Regions from separate parts of the Mus musculus genome. Here region 2 is linked to region 1. The links are chromatin contacts, found by Hi-C or POLR2A ChIA-PET in ENCODE. All regions are on one chromosome and are shown on one strand. The core of a region is the stretch at or near the end of the contact, and the rest is flanking DNA. Distances in the headings are between cores, read along the strand shown.

Region 1 (5,562 bases), core at 1,066-3,565:
AACGATCCAGATTAGCAACCACTGTATACCTCTCTAAGCATTCCAAGTCCCTTATCTGATTCCTATTTCTATAGATTTGTCCATTCTGGATATTTCAAATGATGGAGTCAAACAGTATGTGGCAAATCATATCAGGCTCCCTTCACCTGGTATAATGCTTTCAAGGTTCACCCATGTGTTTGCATGGACCAGTACTTGATTCTTTTTGGTTTGGTCTACAGAGTCTCATGCAACCAAGGCTTGCCCTAAACTTGCTACGTAGGTCAAGCTGGCCTCGAACTCTCAATCCCCCTGTATCTGTTGAACACAGCTTTAACTTTATACTCTAATAACTGTCCTTTGGAATACAACAACTATTTTTTTTTAAGGAAGTCATTGATACGTGCTTCCTTTTTGCTTTCCTCTAAGCTGTTGACTAACCCAAGGTTACAATAAATTATGTCTAAGATGTCTTCCCAGGGCTTAGCCTGACTTGTGGATTAGATCCATTTTGAGTTATTTTTGTTCCGCATGAGATAAGGGTGGAGTCCCTCTGAAGGTTGACCCTACCCTGCCCCTACCACAACCACACAGAAGGGAGAGTTTGCTTTCTAATCCTAAACAGCAGTTATTAAGGAACGCCTACCTTCAAACCCCAGGCCCAGAACTGAAGGAGCAGGCTTGAACTATTTCCAAGTTCAAAGCTTTTGCTAGTTTAAATTTATCCTTCTATCTGACCTCTCTACAACGAAGTCAGAACACTGTACACATTAGAGATGAAAAATACAAAAAGAAAAACCCAGACTCGGAGAAGCTGATGCGTGTCTTGAAGCCACATGGGGACCCACCTGTCCGAGTTGGGATCTGACCTGATGCCTTGAGTATTAGCACAGCCCTGTCCCATGTTTATTTTGCTTTGCTTTGGGGCAAGGTGTCATGTAGCCAAGGTCAACTTGCTGTGCAGCCAAGACAGGCCTTGAGCTACTGATTCCTCTGCCTCCCTTCCTAAATGCTGGGGTTATAATCTGTGGCCCCACCCCTACTGGCTCTTATTCTTGTATGAACTTGTGCAAGAGATGTATGTCCCCTTTGGGTCTCAGTTTCATCATGGGAAAGGAAGAGAGTTGTGGCTGGAAAGCTTTAGTAATATTTTATCAAGACTTCAAGTATTTAGGGCTAACAGGTTTAATACTTGGGATAACCTTAAGAGGCAGGTATAGTCATTTTCCAGAAAAAGGCATGAGGTTTCTAAAGCCAGCACCTAAGAATACTGAGCCTGGAAATGGTAGGACTGGGCCAGAAACCTATCATTCTCTTCATAGTCAGTCTATATCCCCAAGTCACCTTTCCCCTTTAGACCTTAATTTTCCTCTCTCCCTGGTCAAAGTCAACACATATCCCTTTCTCATGTGTTGGTCTGCAGAGATATTCATTCTCTGAGTCCTTTGGGTATGGAGAGGGTTGGGAGAGAGAGCAAGGCTCAACCTAGCCTCTAATTCTATATCCTATGTCTCAGAAGAGCTGGGGATATAGAATGGAGATGGCATGGGGGTCCAGAAGAGATAGACCACAATGGATTACTGATGGAATATTTACTGAGATTCTATAAGATGTCAAACCTTGTTATGGGGTGGGAGGTGGGGCTGGAACAGAAAATAAGACAAAAATCCCTGTTCTCAGTTTATAATCTACCAAAGGGAGGAGAGACACAACAAAGCAATACACATCAACAGAAACAGATATTTGACAGTGGTGGGTGAACAGTGGCGGTGGCTACCCAGAAGCCTTAAGAGAAGATATTTTGGGTTTGGTTTCCTGCCAAAGCATCAAAAATAAACCATACACCCAAATACAAACGCGCGCGCGCGCACACACACACACACACACACACACACACACACACACGCAAGCACAAAGGAGAGAAGCCACCGACTCACAGGGAAGAAATAGCTTGTAAGAAAAAAGAAAATTAAATGAAGTAACGTGTAGGTGAAAAGGCCAGTCAATGGTATTGGATTCATTTAGTACAGAAGCTTTTATTGTATCCCCACGTGCAACCACGAGCATGGAAAACGCAGTGACATGGTGCATGTATAATCCATCTTCCACCAGTATGCAAGAAGCAGGTGAAAACTTAACTCCTACTCATAGTAGTTATGAACGTGCCTTGGATCACTTGGTCCGGGGCTTATCCAGCCTCTATGGTCTCGATCTCTCCTCCGGACGCCAGGGTGCGCTGCGCCGCTCCTTAGCTGCATGGCGTCTCGATCTTCCGATCTTCCCTTCTCGCTGCGCAGCGCTTCCGGTAGCGGGCGGAAACCCGGGCTGGTGGCTGCCGACGCCGGGGTCCCGAGGCATGGTGGGGGCGGGGCCGGGGGAGGTGTGCGCGGAGCAGGCTAGGGCGACCCTTGCCCTGGCCCCATGAGCCAGGACTCGACAGGTGAGGACTTGCCCTTTGCGGCCCGCGAGAGCTCCGCGGCGGGCTCCTCCCCGCATGCTCGCCGGGTCTCAGGAGCTCCGGCCCCCGGCTTTGCCCGGGGAGGCCCCGCCCTGGGCTTTTCTTTCCGGGGGCGACCATGGGCATGTGTGTCTGCCTCTTGGCATCCTTTTCTTGTTTTGGAAGCAGTCGCCAAGAGTGTGGGGACATGTGCACTTGCTCCAACGAGGAATAAACCTTGCGTTCACACAATTAGTGACCCGCTTTAGCCAGGCTTTCGTTTCAGACCGCACCGCACCAAAGCGTCTACCATGTGCCAGCCCCAGGGCTGGAAGAGTATACCGCGGTGACCGAAGTAGACCTGGTTACTTCCATTAGAGAGGGTACAGTTCAACGAGGAGACTCAAACATTAAACACAACCATGCAAGCGACCGTGTAAATTAAAAAAAAAAAATGTGACAGATGACTAGAGAAAGAAACAAGAAAAAGATGAGTCCTTTAGGTGGGGTGGTCAGAAAGACTTCCCCAAAACTTGACACTACTAACGTTGCAACGAGAGAATTTATGGCGTGGACCGGAGAGAATGTCTTCCGGAAAATGAAAGTTCCCCTGTGGTTACCCACGTTAGCCAAGAAGATGGCTTGAGGTATGCCCACCGTTTAAGAAGGAAGCTTGCTACGTGTTAAGCACTGTGGTGGGCATACAACAGATAAGTGTATACTTGACCCAGAGAGATCACCATAAATATACACATTAGTAAAATACAGAGAGTTGCAATTGAGTGGCTAGTGTGTTGGAATCTATGTCTCACTAAGTGAAGGAAGGCCTTCAAAGACAGGATGATGAGGCTGATATTGGAGACAGTTCTCAAAGGTGAAGAATTTAGTGTCTACAAAAGACCAGATAGTAGAGTTCAGTGTGTGGTCTGTTGCAGTCACTCTGCTCTTTTCCTAGGGCTAAAGTGGCTCTAGGCAATATGCAAATGAGCGAGTGGCTTTCAGGGAAGGGTTCCTTCCAAAAAACAACCAGAGGTGGTAGTTTAGAGACCTGACTCCCTCTGGTCTGGCGGCTCTGCAAGCCTTTTAGATCTTTATCCAATGGATGTAGCTTGTATGAGGATAAGCTTGAAACAAAAGGATTGCAAAACAATACCCTGACTATGTGTTGTAAGGGTTTTGTTTGTTTTGTGGTCCTGGGGAATCTGTTATGCTGCTCTTTATGAAAGCCTTTGCCAGAACACTACTACCACCTCCAAGCTTTTGAGATAGATCTCTCTCTCTCTCTCTCTCTTTCTATTATTGATGTGCAAACCTTCTTTGTTGGCCATTTGTATTTGAATCTGGGTTTGTGGCTATTTGTCGAGTTCTAAGAGTTCATTAAATATGTTAAGTATTAACCCCTTACCAGATATTTGGACAGCAAATACTCTGTTCACCCTGTAGGTTTTCCTTTCCCCTTTCCCTGGGGTAGCAGGGTAGGAGGTGGGTAGGGGTTTTGAGACATGGCCTAACTGTGTATGTAGCTCTGACTGTCCAGGAACGCACTATGTAGAGTAGGCTGGCCTCAAACTCACAGAGATCCACGTGCCTGCGGTTGGTCCAGGCCTTATTAACTACCAAATGGTGTTTGTTCATGTATGAGACCCTTTGGCTAGATACCTGAGGAAAGCCCTCATAGTCTTCCTGTCTCTGGCACTGATTTATAGACACCCAGAAGTATGCTTCACGGATCTCCTAGAGTTTTCGAAGCCAGGCATGTTGACAAGATTAATTGTGGCAAGAGAAGGCTTATTTTGGGACTCTATTCTCCATTGGCCTGTCTATACAAGTGTTAGAACTTGGTGTTTTTTTTTTTTAATCATTTGATTGATTGATTGATTGATTGATTGTGGTATAATAGGTTCTGAAAGCAGGAAGTATGAGCTCTACCTGTGTTACTGTTCATATCATCTTAGCTACTTTTTACTCTTTGAGATTTCCTGCTGCTTTTAGCGTGAAATTTTGTTTTCAAAAAAAAAATGCCATTAGGATTTCGATAGAGATTGCTTAAATTTACAAATTGCTTTAATATAACAGCCCAGCAAATGTATATGCGCAGTCCAGTGTTAACTTTTTTGTTTGTTTGTTTTTGTTTTTTTAAGACAGGGTTTCTCTGTGTAGCCCTGGCTGTCCTGGAACATTCTCTGTAGACCCAGGCTGGCCTCGAACTCAGAAATCTGCAATGTTAACTTTTTTAAAAAGCAAAAACAAAAACAAAAAAAAAGTTGGGGAAAGTAAAAGAGTTGACCCTTTGCCTCACCTGTGCAAGGCCCCAGCTTCAATTTCCAGCACCCTATAAGTGAAGTGTGGGTGCGTAACTCTTTAACCCTACACTGGAGAGCTGGGGCAGGAGGATCACAGTTGAAGGCCGTCCATGGTTACATAGCAAGATCAAAGCCTGCTTGAGCTCCTGTCTCAGAAATAAAGACAAGGTTTCAACCTGCATTAGCCTGACCTTGAACTCCAAGTGATATTCCCTCCTTGGCCTCCTGAGTGGAGGTGGTGGGGTTTTTTACTGTGTGCCCTTAGACCCTGAGTAGGAGATTTTTGTGCTGTTCATGTTTGATGTACTTTTTGGCTTATTCTTCGAAAATTCCTGTTAGTTTATACTTGGAAGGTATTCTTCGTGTCTTGTATCCTTCTTTTCAGATATTAAAATTCAAAATGTCAGGGTCACTGTGCAACTGTAATCGCAGAGGAATCCAGGTCACTGTTGTCCGGGAAGCTCTCAGGTTCATATAGAGGTGTTAGTATGTTTTGTTCCGTTTTCTTGAGTTCTGCTTTTTTTTTCTTTTTCCCCATGCAGAGATGTTATAATGGATCATCATGTTTCCACAATTAAACCTCGAAGAATCCAAAATCAAAATGTCATTCACCGCCTCGAACGCCGGCGCATCAGTTCAGGCAAGGCGGGCACCCACTGGCATCAGGTCCGAGTGTTCCACCAGAACGTCTTCCCCAACTTCACGGTTGTCAACGTCGAAAAGCCTCCTTGTTTCTTACGGAAATTCTCGCCTGACGGGCGCTACTTTATTGCCTTTTCATCTGACCAGACATCTCTTGAAATCTATGAGTACCAGGGCTGTCAGGCAGCAGAGGACCTCTTG
Region 2 (5,421 bases), core at 786-3,285, 49 kb before region 1:
GAGAGCAAAGGAATCCACCCTGTGTACTCCAATACACTGGATTTTATCCTCCACAGACAACAGGCATTCCTCCTCAGAGCTCCCTCAGGTGAGCGAGCTGCAGAGCCCCACTGTGTCTGCTGTCCCTCTCTCATGGCAGACTTGCTTCAGAAGCCCAGGCTGGGCCTCACAGCGACAGGCCTGGAGGACACTGCAGAGCTCAAGGTCCTCCTAACCACAGATCAATAGGACTGACAGGAAGAGACAGTCACCAGAAAGATACACTGAATTAAGGAGAGCCCGGCCAGAGGAGATGCTGCAGGATTTTGGATGGATGGACCAGGCAGCCCAGGGTAGGAAGTGTTCAGAGAAGAGAAACCTGACAGGCACAGAGCAAAGAGCTTGGTGCTGGTAAACAGCTAGGAAGCAGGGGGCGTGGAGACAGGTGGAATGGAATGGAGAAGGATATGGAGTCACTGGAAGACTGCAGGGGCCATCACAGCTATCTCATCGGAGGATGAGCTCAGACTAGGGGCCTGAGCAATATTATCACAGGTGTGAAAGCTTGTATATGCTTGGCCCAGGGAGTGGCGCTATTAGGAGGTCTAGCCTTGTTAGAGGAGTGTCACTGTGGGCGTGGGCTTTAAGACTCTCATCCTAGCTGCCTGGAAGCCAGTCTTCTATCTGCCTTTAGATGAAGATATAGAACTCTCTGCTCCTTCTGCACCATGCCTACCTAGATGCTGCCATGCTCCCACCATGATAATGGACTGAACCTCAGAACCTGTAAGCCAGCCCCAATTAAATGTTGTCCTTGTAACAGTTGCCTTGGTCACGGTGTCTGTTCACAGCAGTAAACCCCTAATCAAGACACAGGGTAAGTAGCAGTAAGATAGGAGGAAAGACCAGTCCTGTGTTTGCTGATGCCAGCATGTGTGTGAGTAAAGGTCCACTTAGCCAGGGGGAGGCCCAGTGACCCATGCTGACTCAATGGCTCTCAGCTTGCTCGTTCACTCTCCAAATAGCACCCCCTCTTTTAAAAACAGGTTGTCAGCAACCTCCTCATTTCCACAAACCACACCTCAAAGGGAGAAAATCTGGCTAAGAAGACCTGTGCTAACCCTGCTGATCATAGACTTTCCTGTCCCTGCCGGCAAGGTCTGAAAGAAGCTAAAATCAGGTCCCCTTGAGAAAAAGTCTCTGTACTTTTGTATTTGTGTTAAGAGATAAAAAGCAGCCATTTCCTATAGTCCCTCACCCTGTGAACATGTCAGAACCAACAATTACAAAGAGAACGTCCACAGCCTGCAGCCCTGAATGGAGCTCAGCTTAGTTGGAGAGAAGAGGACACAGTCCTTTCAACAAGGCCACGTACAAATATTCCATATCTTAACTCTGGTCAGTATGGTAGGCACGTGGCCTTCAAGTGAGGGTCCCTGACCCAAGAGGATTCCAGATGAGAAGGCTCCCAAGAAGCTACAAAGCCAGAAACGTCACTGTCATAAGGGCCCCACCTGCCATGCCCTGCCTGCCATGCCCAGGTCTCTGTCTGTCTGTCGAGACCCTGTTCTAGCACAAAGTAACCGGATGGCATCAACCGTTCTAGGTAGAAGGCAAAGTTTGGGGATTAGGACCCGAGATCCCACCCTCAAGTCACGATTGCGATAATCATCCCAGTTTGAGAAAGGGTGGCGCAATAAAGGTCCCCGATGCTGCCCAAAAGCTTACCAGACCAATTTTAAACAAAACAAAACAAAAGTACGAGGACAGTCCGCGCTCACCAGCTGAGGCGTCCAGAGGACGCTCAACGTCCGCGCCGTCCCCTGAGGCCCACCGGCCCCGAGTCCGGCCAGGACCACGTGAGGCCGCGCCCCGGCCTAGTTGCAAACCAACCCGTCCCGAGAGCCACAGGCGGCTGGCGACAGAAACGGGCGGCCCGGGACTCCCTGTGGCCGTCCCCTAGCTCACCTGAAAACCCGGCCGCGCTTTCCCAGGTTTCACGTGGAACCCTTGCCGGGTGCGGAAGCTCCTTGCCCGGACAAGCCCGGCTTCGGCTACCTGTCTATTGGTTCTCTGGGGCGTAGCGCCCGCCTAAGGACTCTTCTGATTGGTTGATCCTGCTCCTCCTCAGTAAGTGTGCCAACTGGAAGGGGTGGGGCTACCGAAGGAAGAGGGCGTGGCCTGCGCCGGGATAGGGCAGCGTTTAGGAGGTTAGCATAAAACCGAATGGAACGTCCGGTTTCTGACCCGACGCCTAGTGAACCGCAACCTTCAAAGACTTAAAGCCTCAAAGAGCACATCCCGATCTGCCTCGGGGAACTGCAGCCCCTCCAGGCTTGGGGTTGTGAGAAGTCCGTGAAATAATACAGTATTCGTTAAACTTGGGGGAAAAAAAATCAGGTTTGCTTCTTCTGCACTGCTTTTTCAATATTTATTTGATTTGGGTTTTTTGTTTGTTTATTTTTTGTTTTGTTTTTTGAGACAGGATCTCAAGCTGTCCTCTCATTTTCTTTTTTTTTTTTTTCTAGTGTCAAGTTCACATAATGTCCTCGCTTTTTCTGTGTTAGCTGTGAATGAGCCTCTTGCCTCTGCCACCCTAGTGCTGGGATCACGCGTTTTGCCACCACACTCATCTTAAGTATTCCTTTGTGATTTTTTTTTTTTAGGAATGGGAGAGTTGCTCAGCGGTAAAAAAGGTGCTTGCTCTCTCTGTAATCCTGACAATCTGAATTTGATCCCTGAACCTTCTTAGCCTAGGCAGCTCTGGGCGTGGTTGCACACACCTTTGATCCCAGCACTCCGGAGGCAGAGGCGGGTAGATCTCCGAGTTCCAGGACAGACTGGTGTACAGAGCAAGTTCCAAGATAGCCAAAGCTACGCAGAGGAGAGAGGTAGAGAGGGGGAGAGGGAGAGACAGAGGAAGAAGAAGACGGAGGGAGGGCAGGCGAGCCAGATGCAGTGGTATTTATCTGTGACCTCAGTAACTCCTACAGTTAGATGATATATGGAGACAGAAAAACTAACTGGAGCTCTCTGGCCAGCTAGGGTAGGCAGAAACGAGATACCCCAATCAACAAGAAACTCCCTGAGCCAGGCGGTGGTGGCCCACGCCTTTAATCCCAGCACATGGGAGGCAGAGGCAGGCAGATTCTGAATTCGAGGCCAGCCTGGTCTACAGAGTGAGTTCCAGGACAGCCAGGGCTACATAGAAAAACCCTGTCTCGAAAAACCAAAAAAAAAGAAAGAAAGAAAGAAAGAAAGAAAGTCCCTGAAGTTGTCCTTTAGCCTGCATATGTGTGTTCAGCCCCTGCCCCTCCATGCACACACACACTTACACACAAAACAGGTTTTTAAAAGTAAGTTTAAAAAGGGAAAGCCGGAGGAGCTCATGGGCCCCAGAAGCAAATCTACTATTTTGCTAAACTGACAGCATCAATCTGCCCTTAAAATCCGTATACTCAAACATTCTGCTGGTGCAGCCCCAGACCTCATTAGAGAAGTTTCTTTGTGCGGTGGGTAGCCCCTAACACAGACACTCACAACTGGTCAAGCTGCAAGTGAGCGGCTGTGGGATGTTCAGCCATGGCGGAGACATCTATAGCCCAGCCCTTCTCTCCAAGGCCCACGACCATCTTGGAAGTCTGAGCAGAAAGACTGTAAGAGCCAGAGGAAGAGGAGGAGAAGGAGGAAGGCTGGGGTCATGTCCATGTCTCAAGTCAGGACTCTTGACTTCGTAGCCGCCGGGGCTGCCTGTGCAGGATCAACACAGTCACCGTGTCATGAGCATGGAGCCTGGAGTGGCTCACAAGCCCTCCCCATCCCTGGCTACCGACAGTTGATGGCTGCTGGGGGAAGGAGAACCAGGCTTTCCTGGATGGATCAACAGGATGCAGCTGTAGATAGGATGACCATGCTGCGGTGGGTAGCTAGTTCTACATCCATGCAAACCCAGGCAGCACCAACTGGAATCAGCGAGTTGTAAAAGAACCCGAGGTTGGAAGGGAGAGGGTGGGCAGTAGATCTAGAACGGATGGGAATGGATACGTTTAAAATGCACTGAATGTTTATATGTTTAATTCTCAGAGAATTAAAATATGTTAAAAAAATAATAAAGTTAGGGCTGGAAAGATGGCTCTGCTCAGCTATCAAAGGCTAGGCTCTCAACCGAAAAGACAGAATGGAAAATAAAAATGTAAAGGAAAGCTAAATGAATGCATATCATTTGTACAAAGCAGTGGGCTTCATTGATGTGTTCATACCTGTACTTAGCTCTTACTCCATCCTGTCTTTACCCTCTCTCGTCAGCCCATTCCCCTTGCTATCTCTTTCTTTCACATAAGCCCTCGTAGATATGCTTCTCCCCTCCCCCCTCCGAAAGGAGTAAACCAGCGTTGCATGAACAGTATGTAAGTATGGGTGCCCATGGCCCTGGGCCCTATAAGCCAACAGACCAGAGGGTGGTTTTCCTTCTTGAATCAACCCAGGAAGGCTGTTTCAAGGAAATCTAGGTTTCTCAAGTTGAGGATGAGCCAAAATTCCAAGACCTTAGAGAGGTGCAGGAAACCAAATTTTAATTAACAAGCTATTTGTTCCAGTTGATCTATGGGACAAGGGAGTTGATTGCCAAGACATCAGAGAATGTGAATGTGAACGGATCTTTTTTTTTTTTTTTGTCAGAGGCCAGAGTGGGAAATCCATGAGTTTTAGCTCATTGTATGGGAAAGAACGATTTTTTTTTAATAGAAAGCCATTTCCAGAACTCAAAATAGTGGGAGACGTTCTTAACCAGTGTAGTTTTCACAGAGCCCTGTGGGATGGTAAAGGTCAACAGAGGCTATTCAAAGAGTCCTCTCGTGTGCTTTTAAAAAGCGACAGACAATGTGGTGGGCATGGTACCCAGCCAGAGCTATGTAGGGAGCCACTGTCGAAAGAGAAGAAGAAAAAAAAAAAAGATGCCACACTGGGTAGTAGTGGTTGGTACACATGCCTGTAGCCCCAACCCTTGGGAGATGAGGGGTACAATGTCATCCTGGGCGACACAGCAAGTTGGAGGCCACCTGGGTCACAAGTCTCTAAAACAAAGTAGGAAATAGTGGGAAAAGCTGACACCAGAATGGCTATACTGGGAGATTTGGTTACGTTCACTTGGCAGTTGGGTTCTGTTGATTTGGGAATGTTTGGGGCCTACTGGTTTTGGATCCATTTATCGTGTACGTGTGCAGGTGTGCAAATGCCGTACAGGGGCGGTGGGAGTCAGAGGACAACTTATGGAAGGGTTCTGGGGATCCAACTCATGCCGTCAGTCGTGGCAGCAAGCACCTTGACCTCCTGAGCCATCTCACTCAACTGTATCTAGAAGAGTCTCATGTAGCCCAGGTTGGCCTCCAACTTGCTATGCAGCCAATGATGTCCTTGAACTTCTTATCGCCATTTTCCAAAAGT

Evidence for each region. Hi-C counts contacts between places; a loop is a spot of excess contacts on that map. ChIA-PET counts read pairs that join two places held with the same protein, here RNA polymerase II (POLR2A).
Region 2: a loop to region 1 is called in a map of heart, with 3 times the contacts of the local background. The contact joins the promoter of Aen here to the promoter of Det1 in region 1. A Hi-C loop is called at or near these places in 19 of 37 maps with a recorded cell type or tissue (T-helper 1 cell, T-helper 17 cell, adrenal gland and 6 more). POLR2A ChIA-PET finds 5 or more read pairs at or near these places in 4 of 5 experiments (Patski and embryonic stem cell).

Annotation. Positions count from the first base shown.
Region 1 is chr7:78,843,964-78,849,525 of GRCm38, reverse strand. Det1 (de-etiolated homolog 1 (Arabidopsis)) reads left to right here and starts at 2,315. Exons shown (of 5, transcript NM_029585.3): 1 at 2,315-2,419; 2 at 5,262-5,562. The coding sequence starts at 5,272.
Region 2 is chr7:78,892,541-78,897,961 of GRCm38, reverse strand. It overlaps Aen (apoptosis enhancing nuclease), which reads right to left and starts at 2,035. Exons shown (of 4, transcript NM_026531.5): 1 at 1,948-2,035. Gm39039 (a long non-coding RNA gene) reads left to right here and starts at 2,180. Exons shown (of 2, transcript XR_882236.1): 1 at 2,180-2,379; 2 at 3,600-4,187.